Regions from separate parts of the Homo sapiens genome. Here region 1 is linked to region 2. A link is an interaction called in ENCODE POLR2A ChIA-PET data of the cell type or tissue named here. Cell type or tissue: endothelial cell of umbilical vein. All regions are shown on one strand. Region 1 overlaps SNX29 (sorting nexin 29). Region 2 overlaps CPPED1 (calcineurin like phosphoesterase domain containing 1).

The links. Peaks named below come from ENCODE experiments on the same cell type or tissue, not always from the same donor. Only the 100,000 strongest peaks of a DNase experiment are listed, where the experiment ranks them.
Region 1: POLR2A ChIA-PET joins it to region 2 with 6 read pairs; 1 of 35 experiments calls an interaction of 5 or more read pairs at or near these places.

Annotation. Positions count from the first base shown.
Region 1 is chr16:12,226,970-12,231,969 of GRCh38, reverse strand. All of the region lies in intron 14 of SNX29 (sorting nexin 29), which reads right to left. Among named protein-coding and RNA genes, the nearest start is that of SNX29-AS2, 140 kb to the left of the region's middle. In endothelial cell of umbilical vein, a CTCF peak has its summit at 3,061; a DNase peak (open chromatin) is centred at 3,049.
Region 2 is chr16:12,659,901-12,664,900 of GRCh38, reverse strand. CPPED1 (calcineurin like phosphoesterase domain containing 1) reads left to right here. Exons shown (of 4, transcript NM_018340.3): 4 at 1-5,000. The coding sequence ends at 15. Among named protein-coding and RNA genes, the nearest start is that of SNX29-AS3, 51 kb to the right of the region's middle. In endothelial cell of umbilical vein, no CTCF peak of the experiment used is centred here; a DNase peak (open chromatin) is centred at 2,870.

The DNA of each region.
Region 1 (5,000 bases), 430 kb after region 2:
AACCCAGAGGAAAAACCCCTGAAACACATAGGCCAAGGAAATGAGCTGATTATTCACCAAAAAGAAATTCAATTCATAAACACAGAAAAAAGTAAGTATTCCATCTCCACAGTGACTCATGAATTACAAATATAAGGAGCTAGGTTTTTGCCTACTGGAGTTCCAATGGCAACAGTTATGAATGCTGGTGAGAGTGGCCAAGAGGGCCTGTTTGCTGGTGACACTTTAAAATGGCCACAATCCTGGGGAGCAATATGGAAACCCGAAACAGAAGTCAGAAAAACCTTAGCACTTCATTCAACAATTCTGCCTATGAGACCACATCCTCCAAAATAACTAGAAACATGGGGAAATTCTGTACACAAAAGGCATTCCCTGCAGCATTTTACAGTATAGTAAAAGTTTTGTTTTTGTTTTTTGTTTTTTGTTTTTTTTTTAAAAAGGCCCAACAATTGGAAATTGACTAAAACTCTGGTCTATCCACTAGCTGGAATATCACACAGTTGTTACAAATTACAGCAATGCAGTCAACATAATGATAGAAAAGGCTTTGTGATAGACGATTAAGTGGGGTAAAAAGCAACAAACAAAATTGTATGCACAGCAGGAGTTCAATTATGTTTTTAAGAAAGTGTCTACAGAGAGGGAAAATACTTTAAACGAAGTTCTGTTTTCCTCATTTTCCCTAGTGAGCTGGATGGTATGGTGGAAAGGGACTAAGTTTTACAACCCAATCCAGGGACCTTTACATCCTATTTAATCAACCTGTGCCTCTGTTTCCTAATCAGACAGTTTAATGTTTAAATGACTTATTACCGGCAGGGCACATTGGCTAACATCTGTAATTCCAGCACTTTGGGAGGCCGAGGTGGGAGGATCACCTTAGGTCAGGAGTTCGGGACCAGCCTGGCCAACATGGTGAAATCCCATCTGTAATAAAAAAATATTAAAATTAGCCGGGTGTGGTGGTACATGCCTACAGATAGTCCCAGCTACTCGGGAGGCTGAGGCAGGAGAATCGCTTGAACCCAAGAGGCGTAAGTTGCAGTGAGCCGAGATCATGGCACTGCACTCCAGCCTGGGTGACAGAGAGAGACTCCATCTCAGTAAGTACATACATATATACATACATACATACATACATACATACGACTTATTACAAGGGAGAAACATTTTTATTCTTAAGAGTCACAATTGCAACTCCAACGTGCAGCCCAAATAGTTTCTAGGTGATGGCACAGTATTAACGTATTCACTTTGGATTTGGTTTCCCTATTTTCCCCCCAACCTAACTCAAAGATAAGCATTTGGGGCATTCAAGGCCTACCATCTGCTCATTCGTTAAAAAACAAATGCTAAAATTTGTCCACTTGCAGCTTTGTTTGATCTGTCTCAAAATACATTGGCATTTCCCCTAATGTTGAACAGGCCCTTCCAGTATTTAGGCAAGATCGATGAACTCATTTGCAGAATGGTCCAGTTTCCACAAACAAGCTGTCACCAAAGCAAGAGGGTTCGTTTGCACTTTGCAATCCTGCTACTGTGTTTACCAAGGCATCTTTCCTCAGTACTACTGCAGGTCCAGCAGATGGGTTGCTAATGAAGAGAACGTGATTGTCTATTTGGAAAAATACAAGCTATTTATTGCAACTGATAAATCATGGCTTGACTCTTTGCCCAAACGGGAAGTCAGACAATGATGTTTCTCAAGTTTAAGAACAAGCTCCTGAGTCCAAGGACCAGCTTCAGAAGCTTTCAAGACAGTTTGCAGGCAAACTTTGACAACTAATGAAAGCTGTCTTTTACATTTTCTTTGTTTTCGTTTAAACACTCCTAGAACAGACGTGTACAAACTATGGCCCTGAGGCTAAATCCGGGCTGATGCAAGTTTTGTAAATAAAGTTTTATTGGCATACAGCCAAGCCCACTCATCTACACAATGTCTGCGGCTGCTACAACAGCAGAGCTGAGCAGTTGTGACAGAGACCCATCTGGACAACAAAGCCAAAAATATTTACTATCCAGCCTTTTATAGAAAAAGTTTGCTGAACCCTGTCCTAGAAAGAATGAAAGCAGTTCCTCTGAATTATCTCGTAAGTCCAACCAGACCAGTATGAGACAGAGCTGAGCTACCTGAGTGATCTAGGTCCAAGCACAGTTGACCAGTACAGGTCGGACTGCAGAGGTAACCTCAGCGTCAGCTCAGTTCATCCCTTTTGACTTGGCTGAAGGCACTACCCCAAGAACAGCAACCCTCTACACTACTTCAATTGTTAGGTAAATCCCTTTGACGGTAGATCTTTGAAGAATGCAGGAACTTATCTTCCTTGATTTTTCTTTAAACATCATGTGACAGTCAAAAAAAAAAAACCCCACCATTCTTCAAAGGGAATTGTAAAAGATGAAAAATGGTAGGAAGAAGGTTTATTTGGGGCCATCTGATGTGGTCCACTGGACATAAGTCACAAAAGTATCTCTACATTGGCAAAAACTCATGCTGGGTCCAACTGGCCATTTGACATCAGGGAGATGAAACCACTCTTTTTCTTCGCTTAGCCGCATACACGACATGGAAATTGGTTAGATGTTCATTTAGATCCAGACCAGGCCTAAAATCCTAGGACTGGCCTGACCATTTCCATTATTCATTCATGCACACATCCAAATCATATTTACTGAACACCTACTATGTGCCAGGTACTATGCTGGTGCTTTAGTTATGGAGGCCAATAACACAAACAGGAATCCTGCTACCAGGGAGCTTACAGACTAGTGGAGAAACCGAAAACAAGTTCAAACCAGGAATAAATAAGACATACTGCAAATTGTCACAAGTGCTCCATAAAACATAGCTGGAATGCTGAAGGGGGCAAGGTACATCCTGGCAGGCCAGGGAATGGCTCTCTGAGGAGGTGGCAAGTCCAAGGTCTGTGTGAAGGAATGAGGGCAAGCAAGCCCTGCAAGGCATTTGGGAGTGGGGGAGAAAAGCGCATTCTAGACACTCACTTAGGGAGAGCAGCAGGAGTCAGAAGACTCGGTGGAGGCTCCCTCGTGTGGTCACTGCAGGGAGGCAGCCTGCCCCGCATCACCAGCTTTGCAATGAAGTCCCTCTGGCTCTTGACTCGCCATGTGGCCTCAGGCAAATCAAGTCTCTGTGCCCCTAGCTTTTTCACGTGGACAGTGGGAAAACTCAAGAGACGGTGACTTTGGTCAGCCCAGCCCTGAGGCGGGAAAAACACGGCTTGTTCCAGGAACTGAAATGAGGTGATACAGGCAGAGAACAGCATAGGTTGGGGAGCTGCGCACCAGACAGGGTTGAAAAGGTGGGCAGGGCCAAGTCAGGCAGGGTTTTGCAAGTCATGGTAAGGCATCTGGATTTCATTTTAATTGCAACGGGAAGTCACTGAAGGGTTTTAAGCAGGAAAATATCTTGAGCATATTTGTAGTTTTAAAAGAAAGCTCTGTGTTGTAAAGAAAGGGGTAAGAGTGACCAGAGCAGAGGCAGAGAGAGCAGGATGCTGCTGCTGTCATGGACTGTGCTGGAGGCAAGGTAAAGCAGCTGAACCTGACCTCGAGTGCCAACTCGGACCAACTGGAAGTGGCCATCTATAACACTGTGCTGAGAACGTGCTGGAAGTTTAGACAGGGATCATTGGGGAAAAGTATCCTGTTTGATTAATGATGCCTGCCATGGGTGTGGAAGGGAGAATAGCAGTATGGTGTCAATATCTGTCCATCTCTCTACAGAGACCGAGAACATTTCAGTGCCTCTAACACTAATGTGTCTACAGCTCGGCTGGGGGCCTTGTTAAAGTGCAGACTCTGAGACGGTAAGGTCTGACATTCTCCTTTTCTTTTCCTGACAGGGTCTCAACTGTGTTGCCCAGTCTGGTCTTGAACTCCTGGGCTGAAGTGATCCTCCTACCTAAGTCTCTGGAAGTGCTGAGATTACAGGCGTGGGCCAGCCCAGCAACATCCTGCCTCTCTAACATGCTCCCAGGTGACGAGTCCACTACTGCTGGTCCAGAGACCTCACTTCGGTCTTTTTTTTTTTTTTTTTTTTTTTTTTTAAGACAGAGTCTCGCTCTGTTGCCCAGGCTGCAGTGCACTGGCTGGATCTCAGCTCACTGCAACCTCCACCACCTGGGTTTAAGCAATTCTCCTGTCTCAGCCTCCCGAGTAGCTGGGATTACAAGCACGAGCCACCATGCCTGGCTACTTTTTGTATTTATAGTAGAGACTGGGTTTCGCCATGTTGGCTAAGATGGTCTTGAACTCCTGATCTCAGGTGATCTGCCTGTCTCAGCCCGCCAAAGTGCTGGGATTACAGGCATGAGCCACCGCGCCCGGCCTCAGAGACCTCATTTTGAATAGCAAGAATCTAGAGAACTTACTTTCCCCCCATAGATTTGTGTAAGATAAGCTCCAGTTCCCAGGGCCTGACACAGAAAAAGAACACTCAGCAAATGTTGACAGAATTGAGTTGGTCATTTCTGTGTGCCTTTCAGCCTTCAACTGCTATGAAAAGAACTCTGAAGAATTCCAGGCAGTTAACCATAAAACATGAGCAACATCACAAGTGTGTATCATCCATCTTCCGCGGAGCCACTCCACGTTGTCACTGGGGTGCAGATCATTTGGGTTGGGGGAAGGAGTCCAAGAGAAGAAGTGAGGAAAAGGAAAAGGTGAGAAATGCGCTAAACAGGGCTGTTCCTAACCACACGGTCATGATCGGAACATTCAGCTCTGTGGGATGACAAGGGAAGTAAAATGGGGAGAAAGGAAGAGCTACTGCTATGTCCCCAGAAAAGCAGCACCCAATCCGCCAGACCCCCAGATGCACTGCATGACAACAGCAATGCTGGCTTGTACAAAAGCCCCAACAGGGAGTCTCCAGCCTCATCCTACACTTCACCACAGTCCCAGCCCATAATCCCAACTTATCTGAGCATTGGCCAAGTCCAAATTTCCCTTTCAAAGATAGATTCAAATCCGGTCTC
Region 2 (5,000 bases):
ATCAAGAAAAAATGACGCTCCTTCCCGTTCCCGTTCACTTTTCACTTGCACTATTTTTTTATTTTGCCAGAAACAGCAGCTGCACACAACCTCTTGCTGAAATATAAAAATAGCCCAGGCAGGTTTGTGAATTTATGTCCTTTTGCATAAATCAGAGAGCTGGGGCCCTGTCCTGAATTATATTCAAAATAGAACTGCATTTCCTTTAAAATGGAGCGAATGATCCTGGAAATCAGTTTTTAAAATATTAGACTATCTCTGCATGGATGTTTGAATAAATTCTCCTAATGCTGTGTTTCTCAACTCCACTTTTGAATTGGATTGTATTCTGGTTAGCATATGGTCAAAGTCTGCCTATCGACCTCAATTCCAATCTGACAGCCAAGTATGATCTTTGATAATTCCTTAAACAAACTACACCTGATTGTATTAAATTGTGGTCACGATTCCCAAAACGCTAGGCAAAACAAAGTTCATCTCCTTTCCTTTCCAGCGGAACGAACAGCTGTCTCCCTTGTTGTGAGAGCCATGCAGACTTATTTTGACAAGGAGCCAAGTAGGCACCATTTACTGTTCAATTCTGAGACTTCTGATGATAGGAACAGAATGCAGTTGATACAGCTCGGAGCTTAAATTTGCCTTCCTGGGTGCCTAGAAAAGTCACCTTTGCACATAAATTGGCCATTTCTGAAAATCTCCTCCAAGAGACTGAAACCAAAGCTCTAAAACGCCGCTTCTTCAGTCTCTGGGGAGCACGTTGAGTTGGTTCACATCCACATTCTGGCTGTGTAGCCACTCCACAGATGGGTGGTCTCTTGGGATCAGAATGCCCCTCCACTCATGAGACTCTTCATTTTGTCCACTTTGACAGGAAAAGTGGGAATGTATGCAGAGCTCTCAAAAGAAACAAAAAAGGCCAAAACGGTGCCTTCAGCCACATCCTCTGAATTGGCCCTGACTTGGACTAAATGCACTAATGCAAAATCCCTTGACAAAAGCGCATAGGTTATTTCAAACCAGCATTGTTTTTTATGTAACCTGTTTTACCGCATCTTCTCAGCAGCTTCTGACCACTGCTCAATTTTCTCCTTTACAGCCATTGTTCTGGTGGACAAATAACCTAGGTACTCCAAATCCTGGCAGGAAAAATATACAGCATTATGAAACAGCACTCAGTAATCCTAAAATGATTTCCAAAGCTGGTTACACATGACCTGCAAAGTCTATTAAATTAAAAGACTTTCTCATTACAGAGTTTAGTCAACGTAGCAAAACCATGGGAAATTAAATGGAAAGATAATTAAATATGTAAATTCATAAGGAACAAAAGACGAGAAGTTAATTATACAATAGGCTGGTGACACCAGAGTTCATTGTTATGTGCCACAAGAAAATTAAATTTTTTAAAAAACTAGAACGCTCTTCTTTTAGTGTTTTGCTGAAATCCTGTTTTGTATTTGTTTCTTTACAACAGGTGTAGGTATAGGAGGTCAAGAAAAGGAGTTCGGTAAAGGGCATAGCTAATAACAACCACACATTGGGCCAGGCACAGTGGCTTACGCCTGTAATCCCAGCACTTTGGGAGGCTGAGACGGGCAGATCACCTGAGATCAGGAGTTTGAGAACAGCCTGGCCAACATGGTGAAACTCCATCTCTACTAAAAATACAAAAATTAGCCAGGCATGCTGGTGCACACCTGTAATCCCAGCTACTCGGGAGGCTGAGGCAGGAGATCGCTGGAACTCAGGAGGCAGAGGTTGCAGTGAGCCAAGATCATGCCACTGCACTCCAGCCTGGGCAACAGAGCAAGACTCTGTCTCAAAAAAAAAAAAAAAAAACCACACACACACACATTGAGACTTGAGATGTGGTGACACTTGGATCATAAACAGAGGGCTTCGATTCCAGGATGGGGGTTCCTCCAGGGGGAAATGAAAAGGAGCTCTCACTCTGTTCTTACGTATGCACAATGCTCTGAATTGTGGCACATGGGTTTGCAGAAGGATAATGGAGATAATTGAAAGTAATGAAAATGAAACCAAATCTCCTTCCCCAAAAACTTAAAAGAACTGATTCAAAAGTACCCCAAGAATATGCAAAGAAAAGGGAATCACATCAACAGATGATTGGATAAAGAACATGTGGTATGTATACATAATGGAATACTATTCAGCCACTAAAAAGAATGAAACCATGTCTTTTGCAGCAACCTGGATGGAACTGGAGGCTGTTATCTTAAGTGAAATAACTTAGAAGTAGAAAGTCGAATACTTCATGTTCTCACTCATAAATGGGAGCTACATAAAGTGTACCCATGAACATAGAGTGTGGAACAAACATTGGAGACTCAGAAGGGTGGGAGGAGGGTAAGGGATGAGAAAGTACCTGATGGGTACAGTGTACACTTTTCTGGTGTTGGTTGCAGGAAAAGCCTGGACTTCACCACTTCGCAATATATCCGTGTAACAAAACTGCACTTGTACGCCTTATATTTATACAAATTTAATTTTTTAAAAGGGAAGAGAGAATCATATTAATTTCTCACCACTTTTTAAGTAAGCAAACAGCAGTATTTCCCAGAGGCAAGAGGTTCAGCAAGAAGTCAGGAAATGTTTTTGTAGATAAGCATCTATCATTCTGATGGGCCATGACTAGTGTGTTCACTTGTAATTCCTTTGCCTTTAAAAAAAGAGAATGATATCAAAAAATAAGTGCCTTATACTGTGAAAAACGATAAAAGGACTTCCTGATTCTAAGTGCTATGGTTTTGAATGTTTATTATGTGTTTTAAGTGCTTTGGCTCAGAAAGGTGGGGGTCACGTGGCCAAGGTCGCCTAACTCATCTTGGTGGAGAAAGAACGGATGTAGATGGCCCAAGGCTTGAGTCCATGCTCCATAACACTGTCCTGTCTTGGAAAACGTTTCTCAGAGGTGAAAGGTTGCACCAGCTCAGCCAGTGGCAACACACTGAGTACGGTATTCAGCACCTTGGACAGCGTTAGCTGGAGGCCCAGGGATTTCCTCCCAGCTCTGCAAAGCCTAGACCAGACCCTGATTGCACCAGGTTCAGGGGGCAGAAGCTTGTCCAAAGAGCAGATGGTTCCAGGGGGAGGATTTTTACTGGGGGAGATTTAGAAACCGAACTGAACCATAATGAGTCACGGGACACAGCCCTGTCTGCAGCAGTAACTGTCCGCAGCTCTAGCTGCTCCATGTCTGGAGTTACCACCACAGGGTGTAGGAAACCACCAGCTGTCTCAAGGCAAGGAATGTCACCTAATGCTCCCCTTTCCAATTAATCACTTTAATTGGAGGAAAAAACAAAAACACAAGGACATGTTACGGGGGAAGGTTTTTTAAAGTGATCTCAAATTGGATTGCAAAGGCTCAAGTGACTTTGGGAATGGGGCTGGGGAGATGATCATTTACTTTTTACAATAAATAATTTTATCTCACATCTTTAGTCAAGTTTCTCCTAAGTTTGGGGAGAATGGGGAAAAAATGTAGTAAGCTTTATGGGACTAGCAACAGAACGTTTTATCCTATTTTGTGATTTTCAGTATTAAGAGATTATTGATCACTTGCAGAGTTACAAGGCAAGCACTAGTTTAAATCTGAATTAGACTAGGGCCATTGACCTTATATACCTGTAAAAGACACTACGGTGTATACAACTGTAGAAACAATATACACATAGTAGTTTAATATTACAGTCTGTATTCCAATGCAGAATCTTTTGAGAAAAGGTTGCCAAAACATCATTTGCATTTACTTGAACCCTTTTTTAGACAGAATCTTGCTCTATCACCCAGGCTGGAGTGCAGTGGTGTGATCACAGCTCACTGCAGCCTTGAACTCTTGGGCTCAACCAACCTTCCCACCTCAGCCTCCCAAATTAGCTGGGACTATAGGCTCGTGTCACCACATCTAATTTTTTATTTTTATATTTGTGGAGTTGAAGGTCTTGCTCTGTTACCCAGGCTGGTCTTGAACTCCTGGCCCCAAGCAGTCCTTCCACCTTGGCCTCCCAAAGTGTTGGGATTACAGGCGTTGGCCACTGTACCCAGCCTTACTTGAACTCTTAATACTTATTCCCAAGTGGTACCTAAAATGGTTTTGTGCAGTCACAATATTAGGTAGCAATATTATATTGAGCTGGAGGAAAAAGAAGATTTAGGAGTAAATTGCCAAGGCAAGTTCTGTTAAAAGCTTTCTGTAATAGACATCAGGGATTTTTTTTATTCAGGTAACCTCAACAGTTTTGATTGCACATGTAACATAGTACTTGACAGGTAATACTGATTTTTATAACTTCATAAAATATTCTCAAGCCATGGAGGAGCTCTTATGTATTTTTTAATGAGTACACACACACACACACACACACACACACACACACACATATAGTAAAAGTGGAGGATTCTTTTCTTGGAATAATGATTTCTAGCATTTATCTAGAAAAGATTTTGCTGACTAAATTTTCCTTTTCCTCCAGTGGATTTTTAAACATCAGTGCATGCACATAAATACAGATTGGATTTTTCCTTTAGGCTTTATCTATGTAAATGAAGTCGATTAAATGTGAATAATCATGTTACCCTTCATTATTCTGACCATTATGTTTGAGAAGTAGATTTCTTCACTAAAGGGGCTTTGCAGCACACTTAGAATGAGTGAGCCACTGTGCCTCTCTAGAAACTGGCTTCTTGTCATCATTTCAACATCCACTCAAACGCTCACCCCTGAAAGTGGCCTTCCTGCTTGATATGGTTTGGCTCTGTGTCTCCACCCAAATTGGTTTGGCTCTGTGTCCCCACTGAAATCTCATCTCGAATTGTAATCCCCATAATCCCCATGTGTCAAGGGACGGACCTGGTGGGAGGTAATTGGATCATGGAGGCAGTTTCTCCCATGCTATTCTTGTGATAGTGAGTTCTCATGACACTGATGGTTTTGTGTTTGATAGCTCCTTCACACTCTTTCTTTCCTGTTGCCATGT